Linked DNA regions of Homo sapiens: region 1 is linked to region 2. The links are chromatin loops, found by intact Hi-C in ENCODE. Cell type or tissue: gastrocnemius medialis. All regions are shown on one strand. Each heading gives the region's core, and the rest is flanking DNA. Links, peaks and the distances in the headings are about the cores only.

Region 1 (9,174 bases), core at 2,128-7,127, 290 kb after region 2:
AGACTATATAGTTACTAACTAATCTATGTTAAAATTTGACTGAAAATGTCTAACAGGTAGCCTTTGTACAGGGGAGGCTTGGGAAACACCAAATACAATATAGCATAGGAAAATGCATTTTAAGTTATAAAAATCTTTTATAAAATGGTAATAAAAAATTTTGAAATAATATCAGATTTATAGAAAAGTTACAACCATATTACAGAGACTGACTCCCATATATCTTTTTTTTTTTTTTTTTTGGTACCTCTTTTGACAAGCTGTAGACAAGATACTTCATTGTCTCTAAGTAGTGCAGTGCTGGCAAATATTTCTCACGAACAAGGACGCTTTGAAGAAGTGGAATTACTGTGCAAGGAGTACTTTACCTCCAAATAGCCTGCAATTTAGCAGTCTGAACAATCTTCTAATCTTTTACTGGCACCTGTGGATTTCTATTAAACTCATTTATACTATTTTCTGTGATGACAGAAAATAAGTTAACTATTTAAAATGAAGTGCACAGAAAGCAAAAAATGCAGATATCTATGAAATGTTATTGATAGAACATTATAATGGGCAACTTAAAAAATCTTAAAAAATTTTCTTTCACCTTTTTTTGAAAGATAGGAAAGTATATGGAAATCAGTTAAACCTTTAACCGGCAAGCCTATTTGCTGGGTGACAATTAAGTTCTAGTTAATTGATAGTTCACTAATAAAAGAAGGTTTGGCTGGGCGTGGTGGCTCACACCTGTAATCCCAGCACTTTGGGAGGCCAAGACAGGTGGATCACCTGAGGTCAGGAGTTCGAGACCAGCCTGGCCAACATGGTGAAATCCCGTCTCTACTAAAAATACAAAAATTAGCTGGGTGTGGTGGCGTGCAACGGTAGTCCCATCTACTCACGAGGCTGAGACAGGAGAATCGCTTGAACCCGGGAGGCAGAGGTTGCAGTGAGCCAAGATTGCACCACTGCACTCCAGCCTGGGTGACAGAGCAAGACTCCGTCTCAAAAAAATTAAAAAAATTAATAAAAAATAAAAAAGGCTTACTGTAATATTAAGACATATTAGAATCTAAAGTAAATAGTTTGAACACAAAGAGAGAACTATAAGTCATACTGACTCAATTCTTCAAGAGACAAGCATATTAAAATTCCTCTGCATTAAGAAAATCTGAGCATTCAGAAACCACTATCTTCTATTCCTGAGAATAAACTTACCTTACAGCTAGCTATCTCCTTTCACAATCACACACAAATTTAAATGTCTAAATAAATATTCCCACGCAGCAAAAATGCACCAGAAGATCCTGTGCCTTCTCTATATGTTTAAGAACTAATACTAAATTTTCACGTTATACTAATAGGAAAAATATTTTTGAGCACTCTGAATATAGATTTCTATACTGTAAGAAAAAACCCAGAAAGGGAGAGCTTATCAAGCAAAACTCTAGAGCCGTATTTACTGATGATTGTACAGAACTAGAAAAAAGGGCAAATAATTTTGGTTTTGCTTAAATGCTAAAAGCATAAGTTTCAAATGCTAATAATGAAAAATCCCATAAAATACAGCATTGGTCACCTTAACTGACTTCTTGGCGTATTTATCTAAGGCTGCACCCTGGGATTTGAAGATTTTCACATTTGCTTTCAGTAAATCTTTTCTCTCCATGCCTTCCCTTCTTGGCATGGAGCCCACAAGAATGGCCACATCCAGGTCTTTGAAGGCAACGTCTTCTTTATCTGTTGCGATGACATCTGTGGACATGGCAATAAATACGCAGAGCTACTTAAACATCAAAGTTTGAAGTTTTCTTTTTCATATTGAATCTACCCATTAATTCTTTCACTTGTTGCAAGTGTTTACATATCACACTGATATACATTTCAGGAGCCTGAGAAAGATAATATATTAATTTAACAATCATAACATTAGAAATGTCAATAGATTTATTTTGCTTTTCCTGTTTCAATAATTACTTAAATGTCAAAACTCCATAGCTTTTATCTTTTATAATCATATATGATGCAAGGTATAATGATGACTTTTGAAGTGACACTTGTTATTCACACTAATTACCACACAACACAAAAGAGCAACTAATTCACCTAACCTTTAAATTACAATTACTTTAAGGTCTAAGACACCAATCACAAATTTAAAAATAATAAATGTTTATTGAGGAGTTTTGTGCCAGGATAATGCTAAGAGATTTATATTACTATCAAATTTAATCTTCTGATTTTATAGATGGAGACACTGAGGTTTAAAGAGATTAACTCGCCACCATCAAAAGATAATGGAGCTGTAATTCCAGCCTAGGTTGGTCCAGAGTTCAACCACTATGCTCCAGTGCTAGTACAATAAGCAAACATCACTTGCTTTTTGACTAAAGAACATAAGTCATCGCACTTCTTTGTTGATTGTATTAAAAAAGCTATGACCAACATTCAGCATTTTCACTGGAAAATTGGCTAGTTGCATCATAGTCAAGGCTGCCATAAGTCTGAAAATGGGCATAGACAGGAACACCAGTTGGAGAAAAAAAAATTATCTTCCTCTTTCCCAGTCACATGTCCTTATTTGCTGAACTTTCCCTTCCCTGTCATATTCATATCTGGCAGAGGACAAACCAACAGCAATCTGGGCCCTTTAGAGAAAAAGCACAGGGAACTCAGCAGAGAAAGGAATACAAATGGGAAAAAGCAGCAAAGCTGATTTGGAAAGAGCTGTGGGTGAGAAAAGGGAACCAACAGAATAGTGTGGGCAGTCATGTATTCTTCCACAGAACTTTGCAACCAAAAGACTTAGATGGCAGAGTATCCCTTCTAGCAAATGTTTATTCAACAGATGAAGAATTTTAAGGAAAGTTTTTCTTGGAAGGTATGTATTATTTTGCTTTGTGCAAACTTCTAGGAGAGTATCATTAATTAATCCTTACCAAAAGAAAGACTATGATGAAGAAATAGCTGAAGAAAAATATTTAAATTAATTTAGAATATTTTAATAAACTTTTCGATCAAATTTAAGGCTTCCTTATTATATCTGTGTTATAGTTCAATGATTTGCAAAGGCCCTTAGCTGAGCTCTTCTGGGTTTTTTCAAACTATAGAGCATATGGTAAGGACAATTTACACTATGTCTCAACCTGATGATTGGTAGATGGGATGGGGACCGTGTAAGAGGAACCAACCAACTTCCAGAGCAATGTATAGCTATGAAGGACATCCTTCAAAACTGAGAAAGTTTTCCATTACAGGATGCTACTATTACCAGTTAAGCAGACTCCATAACAACACAATGTAGACAATTCCTACGTTGTCTATAATGTGTGTGTGTGTAGACAATTTCAGGTGTATAACCCTTGTGCAATATTACACTTAACTGGTATAATAAATTATATACACACACACATTGGGGAAAAAAGGATAGTCCTTTACCTGACATTGATTGTTGCTCATTTCTTACCCTTATTTATCCTTGGTATACATAAGTAGTTAATAAACAGTGGTAGTTCAAAATAAAAAAATCCTCTTATGAAATAATTTCTAATTGAGAGCCTTTAACAAAAACCTAAAACCTGTATTTTGTAAGAAATCAAATACCATAAAATCCCTTCTCTACTCCCCAACCCACCTTTCAGGAGGGGAAGGGCACAGTCTTGCAGTTCCATTAGGACACCGTCCAGGACACCCATCATGGGGGTGATATCCAACAGCACAAGAATTATAGGCTACCAAATAGCAAGGACAGCATCTGTTAGTGTAGGCTATTTCATTTAGACACAAGAAAGTCTTTTCACATAGTTTTTATTTGGTATGTACATGCATGTAATTCCCATTAATTAGTCATGATGATTATTTTAGGAGGTCAGGTATCTAGCACTATGCCACTTTCAGAAAGAAGGATGCTATAAAACCAGCATTGGTTTGCTAACAGACACAGTGAGAGGAATCACCACTACTCAATTTTAACAGTATATGAAAAAAACATTAAACTGAGTGACATGCTATAGCTTGCTCTTATTGTTAATAGCTGTATATTTGATTTCAGTTCATGGAAAGCTAAGTACAGTATCTGACATGAAAGAATAATTCAGTATCCATGGGTCAAGAAACTGAATAAATGAATACCTTAGAAAAGGATTTTAGTGTATATTAATCAGGCTTGCTGGAAGTCGGAGTGCCTGCTTCAGCGGGGAAGCAGATTTCCTTACTCTTTTGGTTCCAAAGGCCATTTATGAACAAGGGAGTGCTTACTGAGTAACTCTCTCCCACATGACTGTAAGTTACTGTCATTAGTGATATCTCCCATTGACTGACACCTGCTGGTTGCACCAAGTCAACTGAGTACAATATATGGAAGAGTTCTCATTTGCAAAGTGTTTTCAGTGCCTGGAGGCGTACATATAAATACCTTAGTAGCTTCCATTTATAGCAATGTGCCTATTACATTTACTGGGATTACATATTCCTTCACTGTTTAACAATTTGTGTACAACTAAATACAGATTTTTATTAACCATATTCTTACTCTAATAACTTAAGATTTATAGACACCTGTTCCTACCTGATCTTTACCAAAGACAGATCCATTTCCAATACTGTACAGCAGTGAATATGCAATTTGACCAGCTGCTCCAGTCACAAGGACTCTGATTGGTTCAGACTGTAATGAAAAAGACCCATTAACATCTTTAAGTACTACTGTACCTTAAAAATATCCAGGATTTTAATCTATAGTAAGAAATCCACATACTTTAAAAGTGAATGTAAAATTTTAAAGTCCTTTTGCATCTGGCTCAGTAGAAAATGAATGTGCTGCATATTTACGTGGTGTTATTTAACTCTCACCATGTAGGGAGCTAAAAGTGTTATCCTGGATTTACTTACATAATCTTATCCACCTTTTTTGGGATATTTTACCACTAAAATAGGCTCAACAATGTTGATGTGTTCAGTATGTGGTGATCCAAACCCTGGCAGCCACTAGAGCCACACAAATCCTTATTATGCAAAGCCCCCACTCCCATCTGCTCAATAGAATCTTCATACCAAGAAGAAGAGTGAAAGAGGCTAAAACTTTCCATTTACATTGAGCCAAAACATTTAAATAAGACAATTAATCGTGCTTCAACTTTGTCTGGAGGAGGAAAAACAAGATTTTTTATTTCGGGAGAAACAACAGCAACATGTAGTGACAGACAGCTGACAACCTGATTCCAAGGGAAAATTATTTTTAAAAGCAAGGAGGGAAGACATACAAACAGAGATTTCAACAGTTCCTGAACAAAATACAGACATAGAAACAAAGATAACTGATATTCAAAGTGATGACTCTGAGTAAAAAAAGACTAAGCTGACAGAATTTTAAAAGATAGAAATATATCTATTAAAAAGAACAAAACAATAATGTTTAGAAACGTAATGGGTAGGTTTAGTTAGACAGAAAAATTCAGTTAAGGTGAACCATTCCTTTCCCCGATAATGCTGGGTAAATGTACTTCCACTGTCACCTTTACCCCTACCTGCATGGAGAAATGGTCCACTGATGTGACTAAGCCCAGAAGTGTTTGGTTTCTTTTTACTTAAAGTTCCTTCTTCCAGATGAGAGTCACGTCTCTGAGACGAAACAAGGATGGATAGCCTCGAAGGCTTCTTTCAAGCTTCTGACACTAAGCTCTGAAAGTTAGCAGCACTCAGCAATTTGGTACTCACTCATAGAAGTCAAAGAAAAAAAAAAATTTCAAAAAAGAAGTGTCAGGCCAGGGATGGTGGCTCATGCCTGTAATCTCAGCACTTTGGGAGGCTGAGGCAGGCGGATCACCTGAGGTTGGGAGTTTGAGACCAGCCTGACCAATATGGAGAAACCCCGTCTCTACTAAAAATACAGAATTAGCTGGGTGTGGTGGCAGGCATCTCCCAGCTATTTGGAAGGCTGAGGCAGGTGAATCACTTGAACCCGGGAGGCAGAGGTTGAGTGAGTGGAGATCGTGCCATTGTATTCCAGCCTGGGCAACAAGAGCGAAACTCCTTCTCAAAAAAAAAACAAAAAACAACAAACAAAAAAAACAAAAAGTGTCAACTGGTGTAGAGAAATGAATTTGATCATAGCCAACTACATACTACACAATTTTTTTTTTCTAATTTATTACTATTTATAGAAAAATCTTTAATGGCCTACACGTTTTTCATTCTGTCATTTTCCCTTCTTTCCTTGAAGTAGAGTAGGTGAGGAAAAGGGAATACAGGAAGAAATTATTACTCCCTTTCCCTTTAGAATACGAGATCCTTAAGGACAGGAACTTTGTCTATTTTATTTACTGCTGTATCTCAATTGCCTAGAACAACACCTGTCCTGTAGTTGGAACTCTGGTATTTGCTTGAAGGAATAGCTGGGTCCTGTAAAACTATCAAAAAGATGGAAATGTATAAGAACTGTTTGAAAACATATGTAACGTGCTTTAAAAAATTTTTTAAGATATTTTATTTATTTAAGCTATTTCAGGCTGAGTGCAGTGGCTCACACCTACAATCCCAGCGCATTGCGCGGGGGGACAAGGCGGGTGGATCACTTGAGCCCAGGAGTTCGAGACCAGCCTGGGCTACATAGTGAAACCCTGTCTCTTAAAAAAACAATTTAGCTGGGTGTGGTGGCAGATGCTGTAGTTCCAGCCACTCAGGAGGCTGAGGTAGGAGAATCACTTGAGCCTTGGAAGTTAAGGCTACAGTGAGCCATTACTGTGTGAGTGCACTTCAGCCTTGGTGACAGAGTGAGATCCTGTCTCAAACAAAAACTTTTTCATATATACTATGAAAACAAAAGGTATTTTATTCATATATATTATGTATTGAGAAAACTGGAAACTTAGTGACCACAATAGTTCCAACTATAGCTAACAAAATTGTCATTAGTACTAATGATATTACCTTATAAATCCACTGATGAACTGTTTTCTCATTTAATTCATTCATTAAACAAAACATCATTAAGTTCCTATCATGTACTTGGTACTATTTTAGGCCAGGGAATCCATTGGTGAATCACGTGAAGGAAACAAAAAGGATACACCAATTTTCTAAAACAGGGGGCTAGAGAAGCAGTAGAGAGTAGTAATTAAAGAGATGGACTCTGGAGCCAGACTTTCTGTGTTCAAGTCCTGGCTCCACAACTCATTAACTGCATGCTCTAGGACAAGTTACTTAACCTTTCTGTATTATTTCCCCATAGTAAAATGGAGATAATAATAGCAATTACCTAACAAACAGAGTAGTTTTAAGGATTAAAAGAGTTAACACACAAAGCACTAAGAACAGTACGTAGTGAGTATTTATAAATATCATCACAGAATTTTCCTCTAAAGACTTTAATAGCCTGTGGTTTTCTATTTACATTTCTGTTGCTCTGTATTAGGCCATGAAGCGCTCTTGAGAACAGTCTGTCTTTGATATGGATTTGCATTTCCACAAAAAGTATTTGTTGAATGAAGGAAGGTTAGGGTATAAAGTATGAACAGATACTACTTCAATGAACAGCAAACTAGGATAAGAAAAGGGGGGCTGAAGAGAGTGAAGATCACTATCTATTAAGTTTAACTTCCCATAAGGTCACCTATATGGTTAGAATAATGCAGTCAATTTTAGTAGCTACTTAAAAACATGTTCACAGTATCACAGTCCTTAGTGAAGGGGTTGTGGCCACCTAATGAACAGTTAATTCCACCTCAGCAGTTTTCTTCTGTGTCTTTGGGGAAATTACTTTCCCAGGTAGGTAATTCCATCTTATTAATGGTAGTATGAGGCTTAGTGTTTGAATGTCTGAAGATGAAACAGAGAAAGAAAAGTCCATGTATGGTTCTTTCTGCTCTTCTGCAACATTGCAGTTGAAAAGCAGGAGGGTGGGAGAGTCCTGCTGACTTTCACAATGTTATAGTGTGAACATAGGTTACTATTCTTTGCTCAGATATCTGGGCAGTGTGCCAAGGTCCAAAAAAGGAACGTCTTTGCTCTTAGCAGGGCACCAATGACTTTCCTGCAGATGCAGGCTCTGTGCTAACTTCTCAGCTATAAAGATTGAATTTAAGTGTCTGTTATTCCACAGACAGAGCCACATATTTCTTTTTCACTTTCAAATTTATATATATTTCTAAATTACATGTATTTCTATAACACAAAAAACTAAGCAGTACCATTTAGATTCCTTCATACAGTTTATTTTGCTGTCACTCCCTACAGACAACAAGCAAAGAATCCTCCGCTTTGAATGAGCTTACAGAAGAAGGCTCTTTTCTAACTCTGTCCATTCACACACCCTCCTGAGGGGGCAGGGAAATTGAGTCATGTGTGAGTTTGCTGTCAGTTCCAGCAAACTGCCAGACAAATTCTTCCTCATGTTCTGTCTCTGTGTTATCTGGCACCCCAGTGACCTTCCAACGGTGGGGCCTTGCTAGGGAAACTAGCTAAGAATCTGGGGCCCAAAATCTCTGTGACCTTGGGAAAATTATCTGACCTCACCAGACTACATTATAAGAGTAGATAATATAATCTCCAAATTCCCTTTTAATTCTACAATTCCAGTATTTTGAATGGCAAGGAATAAAGCTATCAAGTAATCTACATGCTGATAACATATTTGAGTTTGTATATGCAGTATGAACTGGTAACTTCATCCGGAATCTCAGCTAGTAAAAATAAGTTTTCAGGGAGTTGAGTACACTGTCTCTCCCCCGCTGCGAGACCTCACTGCGGTGGTCCCTATAAAAATAAAAATTCAGAAAGACTTGGTAAGTGTAAGACACAATATAGAAAAATGGCAAGAGTGTGAGACTCTTGGAGCAAATCACATTCTCTTTGGGTCTCGATAAACTCCATTTTAAGATCTGAAGTGGGGAGATTCGTCAAGATGACCTTTAAAAGATCCCATTCAGTTCTAAAAGCAAAAAGTCCAAGGTTATCAGATAATAAGTACCTCTGCTTTCTAGCTAAGGTTATTAGGACAGAAACTACCGAAACCATAATTTAAATGACTAATTATGTGACAAAACATTTAGGAAACCTAGGTTTAACACCTACTGGAAATTAGTAGCTGTCTCCACTGGCCCCGTTAGACAGGCAGAGAGAGTAATGCCCTTGCCTTGAAAACGTGTCTTTTCAGGTTCTGGGAAATTTCCAATTCATTCAAACATTTCTCCA
Region 2 (5,778 bases), core at 779-5,778:
TGTGCTCTTTGGTTTCTTAAAAGGAAAGCTTGTTTTCTTTCCTTTATCATTACAGAGGTATGTCTTTGGTTCTTAAACTATCTGTCTAAAATAAAGCTGTAAAAAATTAACAGACTTTAAAAGGCAACTTTTTTTTAAGTGGTATATTGTGAACTTTAAACAAGCAGCCTACTCAAAACAAGTATGGATGAATTTAAAGAAAAGGCATAAATTGAACTACCAGCAGACCTGAATGGAAAGATTATTAATGATCATTTTTTCAGTGATAATAAACAAGCTTCAGGAAATGAAGCTTCAGGGAAAGGGAACTTTTTATGAAGCTATACCCCCTACCTCACTATAGAAGAGTACAAGGATGTGAAGAAATGCCTTCCCTTTGCCCACCCCCGTCAGCTGGGAAAATAAATGCCACTTTGTTTCAATAAATGGAGAGTTTGTGGAAAGCATGGCAGGCATCCCAGTTTTAGAACTAGATGAAAGGTAGGTACTAAAGAAAATACCTTCAGTTTAATTCCTGTGGAAATAATGGTATGATTAAGATTCTTAGAAATGCCAAAAACTGGACTCATTAAGTACACACTGGCTAGGTAACTAGCCAGTGTGTACTTAAAGGGCAAATCTTCCAACTAATATAGTAACTGTCTAACAACAATAAACCAGTTTATAGTTAGCATTATAAAGTACCAGTGTACACAAGTATTGCTTCACTGCTTTATTTTTGAAATCACAAGCAATTCAAAGTGATCATCATTGAGGCTTCTGTTAAAAGTTCTTCCAAAGTTGCCCAGTTTTAAGATTAAACAATATTGCACTTTAAGATGAACTAACTTTTGGGATTCTCTTCAAAGAAGGAAAGTATTGCTCCATCTGTGCTTTTCTTAGACTAAAAGCATACTGCAGAAAACTCTATTTTAAAAATCAACACTGCAGGGTACAGTAACATAGTAAAGTACCTGCCTATTTTAGAATCCTAGAGAACATTTCATTGTAAGAAACTAGCCCATTATTTAAGTGTCCACAGTATTTTTCATTTCAGTGGTCCAAGATGCGAAGGTTTCCAGACACAATCTTGTTCTCTAATACTGCTCCAGGTGGGATATCAATTCTGTCACCATGATTTGCAATGATGATAACCGTTCCCTAAGTGACAGGGAAAACAAAAGAGTGTACTTGCAACTGAAATGCAATTTGATTATCTTACAGTGATCAAGTTTATGTACAACTTTTTTTTTTTTACAGTGAAGTAACTTTTTTTATAAACAATATTAAACATGAAAAACAAATAACAGTTAAGGAAAATTGTAATGTGTCCTTCTGTAACAATCCTGGCAGTAGTTCTAGATTCTCTGTCTCCTTGTTAGAGGTAGAACTAAGAGCGGGAAGTGGACCCGGTGCCACAGCATGGCCAGCCCCTTTTGGAGGCCTACTTGCAAGGCCACCAGCATTATCTAACCTTCATAGAGAAATTAAAAGGTGCTTGGTTTACATTTACATATAGGGCTTTTGTTGTTGTTTTTATAACAGTTTACTGATAAGATTTTTCATGTCTTAAGTCTTTAGGCAGTCTCAGCAATAAAATTCAATATATGTATTTGTTTTTTCAAGATCTTCATTTAAGTAAGTAGCTTTAATGGGAGGAGTATATGAAATCTAGTTAGGAGATTTTTTAAAAAATTACATGATTTGGAAAAAGCTATTGTATCTTTGGTGAGCTTTAATACTTTTATACCCCCGTTTCCCTCCTATTTCTTACGTGAGGCTGGAATGACACTGAAGAGTACCTGAGTACTACAATAATGTAAATGAATATTCTTACAGTGATAACATTCCTTTAATAGGTTATATTCAGTACAAATTGTCATTTTTTTTCTGCTTTTACTCAATCATCTTTAGTAAGCTAATGCTAATAGTGATCCTATTTTAAAGATTCTCATTTCAGTAAAATAATTACACTAGTAATTAAGGTGGCACTAAGACTAACAAGTATTCCTTAAAGTAAATGTAAATTTATGACTAGAAAATGAGACCTATATTGTAAGCTGTAAGAAATATAATTTTCATTGTAACAACATACCTTTAATGAAACATTTTTTCCAAATGTCACATCTCCTGAAACTGTGAGGTGATCCAATTCAAGCATATCTGGTATACTTTCAAATCTTCTTAGATAATCTTGAACCTTACAGAAAAGGAGAAACATAAAAATTTGTCTCAAATGGGTTCAAAGAAAGACAGGAAAAATATTAACAAGAAAGTTTAACTGAACTGTAGAAACCTTTTTTGGCAAAGCTCAGGTCCTCTGTGGGAAGCACCTACTTATTAAGCACTCATTATATGCTAAATGCCGTGCAGGAAAGACCAGGAGCTACAAACATTGTTTTTACACCAAGCAATTTACAAGATAGTTGAGCAGATCTAAGGGTTTTTTTTCTTTTTTTTTTTAAAGATAATCAACATGCCAAGAGCCAGATGAATAGTTCACACAATCTGAATTTAACTGAAAAAAAGAGATCATGCTTTGAAGCAGGCTAGACTGGAGCTGGACTTTAGTGGATAGGTCGGATTCTGAAAAATTAGAGCACATTTTAGGAAGAGCAACAGCACAAATTATTATGTTATCACCATCTTTGTCTTTTTATTTCCTTAGATTTACAAGCACTAGAGATTGTCCTATGTGACCCCGTTTCCTATTTTGCTGGGAAAATGGGAGCAATTAGAAAACTTCCACTTGTTTCCATCCACCACCACCACTACTTTGCCCCCATTGCCCATTACTCTGCCTTCCTAGTACTGGAATTGGACTGCTTCTATTCCTACTTAAAGCCAGCCTCTCCATTTGTTCATCAGATCCCTTCTTATGGCCTATCAAGTGTTGTTTCAGCAACTCTCCCTCTTCAGTCTTTTTTCCCTCCTGACTGCATTCCCATTAATGTATAAACATCCTCCCATTAAAAAAAAACAAAAACTCAAATCCTATATTCCTTTCTACCTATAGCCCCATTTCTCTGTTTCTCTTTAAGGCAAAACTCTTGAGTTTTCGATATTCATATCTCCAATTCCTCGTTTTTCATTCTCTTTTAAATCCATGCCTGTGAGGCTCCCAAACCTCCATACTGATAAATCTAATTCTCATCTTACTTGAATCAGCAGCAGCATTTGACACATGATCAATCCCACTTGAAATATTTTCTTCATTTGACTCTGAGGACACATGCATTCATAGTTTCTAATTCCCCATCTGCATTCTACACATCCACAGCAGGTGGCACCAAACCACACCTGCTGTGGACTAAAACAGACTTGGATGGCAGAGCAGGACCCCATAGGCCAACCACAAAGGCTCACAGTGTCACATTTCATTGATTAAATTTTTTGGATTTCACTTATCAGGCTAGGTTGGAGTTTTACAGCAGGTCCACAGATAGTGCTGTTTTGTTCAATGTTACTTTGTTATAACGCTGATGAGGGGAAAAAAAGGATTGCCAGCCAGGGCTACTGTCTGTGTGGAGTTTGCACGTTCTCCCCACATCTGTGTGGGTTTTCTCCAACTATTCTGGTTTCTTCCCACATCCCAAAGATGTGCATGTTAGGTGAACTGGTGTGTCTACATGGTCCCAGTATGAGTGTGGATATGTGTGAGTGTGCCCTGAGATGGGATGGCGGCCTGTGCAGGGTTGGCTCCTGCCTTGTGCCCTGAGCTGCCGGGATAAGCTCTGGTCACCAGTGAACCTGAACTGGAATAAGTGAGTCAAGAATTATCTTGTTTTTATTAATCAATGTATGTACAGCTCACATTTATTTCAGAGTTTAATATTAGAAGTGTTTTGTTTTTAAAATTTGGTGATATTTTTGTGACCAGAAATAAACTGTAGGAACTGAACTCTTGTTTATATCAATTAGCCTATGGCAAAATGTGTTACACATTGTTCTGCTTACTGTGGCAGTTTCCAAGAACATACTGATGACACTGAGGATGTACTGTACTTGCTATTCCACCTGTCTAGAACACTTTTTGCACTAGATACCGATTTGTCAGACTCAATCAACTCAATGAGGCTGCCTGTGGCCACTCAATGTAAAATTACACCATCAACACCACCCCGCCACCTCCCCAGGCATTCCCTATTCTCCACCCTTGCTTTGTTTCTCCATAGCATTTTCCACCACTTGGTATATCATACATTTACTTACTTATCATCCTTTCCCCACTAGAATGTCAATTCCGTGAAGACAAAGATTTAGTCTGTTTTGTTTACTGCTAAATCCCTAGAACCTAGAACACTGCCCAGTACATGATAGGCATTCAATAAGTATTTGTTAAGCCAGAATTAACCTTTTCCCACTGATGAAAGCAGTACTGGTCTTGGAAGAGACAGAAGATAAAATGCCCCAAAATTTAAAGATTATTTTCTACTCTCCATATGGCAATCATGTTTCAAATGTGAAGTAAAATATTTATCTTCTATGGTCAATTCCCTTTAAAAGGTATCAAAGACAGAGGAATACAACAGGTCAGTGGTAGAGACTGTAATTAGTCTCCAATTCACATGTATATCATATCTTTATAATTACACATTTAAGAAATATGAACTCACATATCTTTATAGTTACGTACCTTCGTAAAAGAACTGCCTAATTTAACCAAGGGCACTGTAGGAAATTCCCGCTTTTCACTCATTGTCAGAGATCCTGCATTAAGACTATAGAGGTTTGACATCACCAGCAAGAGATCTGATGTGGTTTTGACAGGCAGAAAACGGCTCCTTGGCACATTAATACCTAGAGAATTCTCAAAACTTTTGATGGCAGCCCCTACTGCAGTTTCTAATTGAATGACATTCAGGCCTCCATCCAAAGTCTGTAAGAAATTAGGGGTGGGGAATAGAAAACAGAGGTTTTAGGCACCTACAACTTAGTTCCATGTAGGTTAGTTAATATTTGGGAAGTGATTTCAGAGATCCATTGATGGAAAAAAAAAAATTTTTTTTTTTTTTTGAGAAGGAGTCTTGATCTGTCACCCAGGCTGGAGTGCAGTGGCGCAATCTCGGCTCACTGTAGCCTCTGCCCTCCTGGGTTCAAGCAATTCTTATGCCTCAGCTTCCCGAGTAGCTGGAATTATAGGCATGTGCCACCTACCCAGCTAGTTTTTTGTATTTTTAGTAGAGATGGGGTTTCACTATGTTGGCCAGGTTGGTCCTGGCCTCAAGTGATCTGCCGGCCTCGGCCTCCCAAAATGCTGGGATTACAGGTATAAGCCACTGAGCCTGGCCAGAAAAATAATTTTGAGAACTGACATTTATCAAGCACCTATCATATGCCAAACTCTTAAACATGTAATCTTTTTTCAGTCTTAAAACTCTTCTGTTCAGTAATATCATTTCATGATAAACCATAGGTTCAGAAAACTCATGCAAAGTACCGATGGCCAAATGACCTATGAGTGTCAGAGCAACAACTAAGACTGAAGTAGGTTCTCTACTTTTGAAGCCCAGTGTTTTTGCCACTACCACAACCCAGGGTCAAATATAGGGCACCATAACTTGGCACACTAGAGGGGTGACAGCAGATTCTGGAAGACAGGGCTAGGAACTAGAGTCTGAAAAGGCAAAAGGGAGTGACCAATGGAATAGATGGGACAGAGGGAGTGGGCGATGGGGTCTGTGTGTAGCCTACTATGACCTTAGGAACCAGGAAGCTCAATGGGCCACAACCTTGGCTTACCTTTGCATTCACAATGATTTCCATGTCAATGGCATTTTGCTCCTGCAGTCTTTTAAC

The links. Hi-C counts contacts between places; a loop is a spot of excess contacts. Peaks named below come from ENCODE experiments on the same cell type or tissue, not always from the same donor. Only the 100,000 strongest peaks of a DNase experiment are listed, where the experiment ranks them.
Region 1: it touches region 2 in a loop (15-fold over the local background); 13 of 110 quality-filtered maps call a loop at or near these places.

The regions. Positions count from the first base shown.
Region 1 is chr2:63,589,965-63,599,138 of GRCh38, reverse strand. MDH1 (malate dehydrogenase 1) reads right to left here. Exons shown (of 9, transcript NM_005917.4): 2 at 4,553-4,651; 3 at 3,620-3,716; 4 at 1,565-1,740. It also overlaps a transcript of WDPCP not described here. Among named protein-coding and RNA genes, the nearest start is that of MDH1, 5.6 kb to the right of the region's middle. In gastrocnemius medialis, for the core only: no CTCF peak of the experiment used is centred there; no DNase peak of the experiment used is centred there; H3K27ac peaks cover 4,657 bases.
Region 2 is chr2:63,886,482-63,892,259 of GRCh38, reverse strand. UGP2 (UDP-glucose pyrophosphorylase 2) reads right to left here. Exons shown (of 10, transcript NM_006759.4): 7 at 5,722-5,778; 8 at 4,616-4,858; 9 at 2,075-2,179; 10 at 700-1,140. The coding sequence ends at 1,033. It overlaps VPS54 (VPS54 subunit of GARP complex), which reads left to right. Exons shown (of 23, transcript NM_016516.3): 23 at 1-110. Among named protein-coding and RNA genes, the nearest start is that of UGP2, 47 kb to the right of the region's middle. RefSeq lists a silencer at 3,151-3,445. In gastrocnemius medialis, for the core only: a CTCF peak has its summit at 3,262 (motif pointing right); DNase peaks (open chromatin) are centred at 3,279, 3,679 and 4,069; H3K27ac peaks cover 5,000 bases.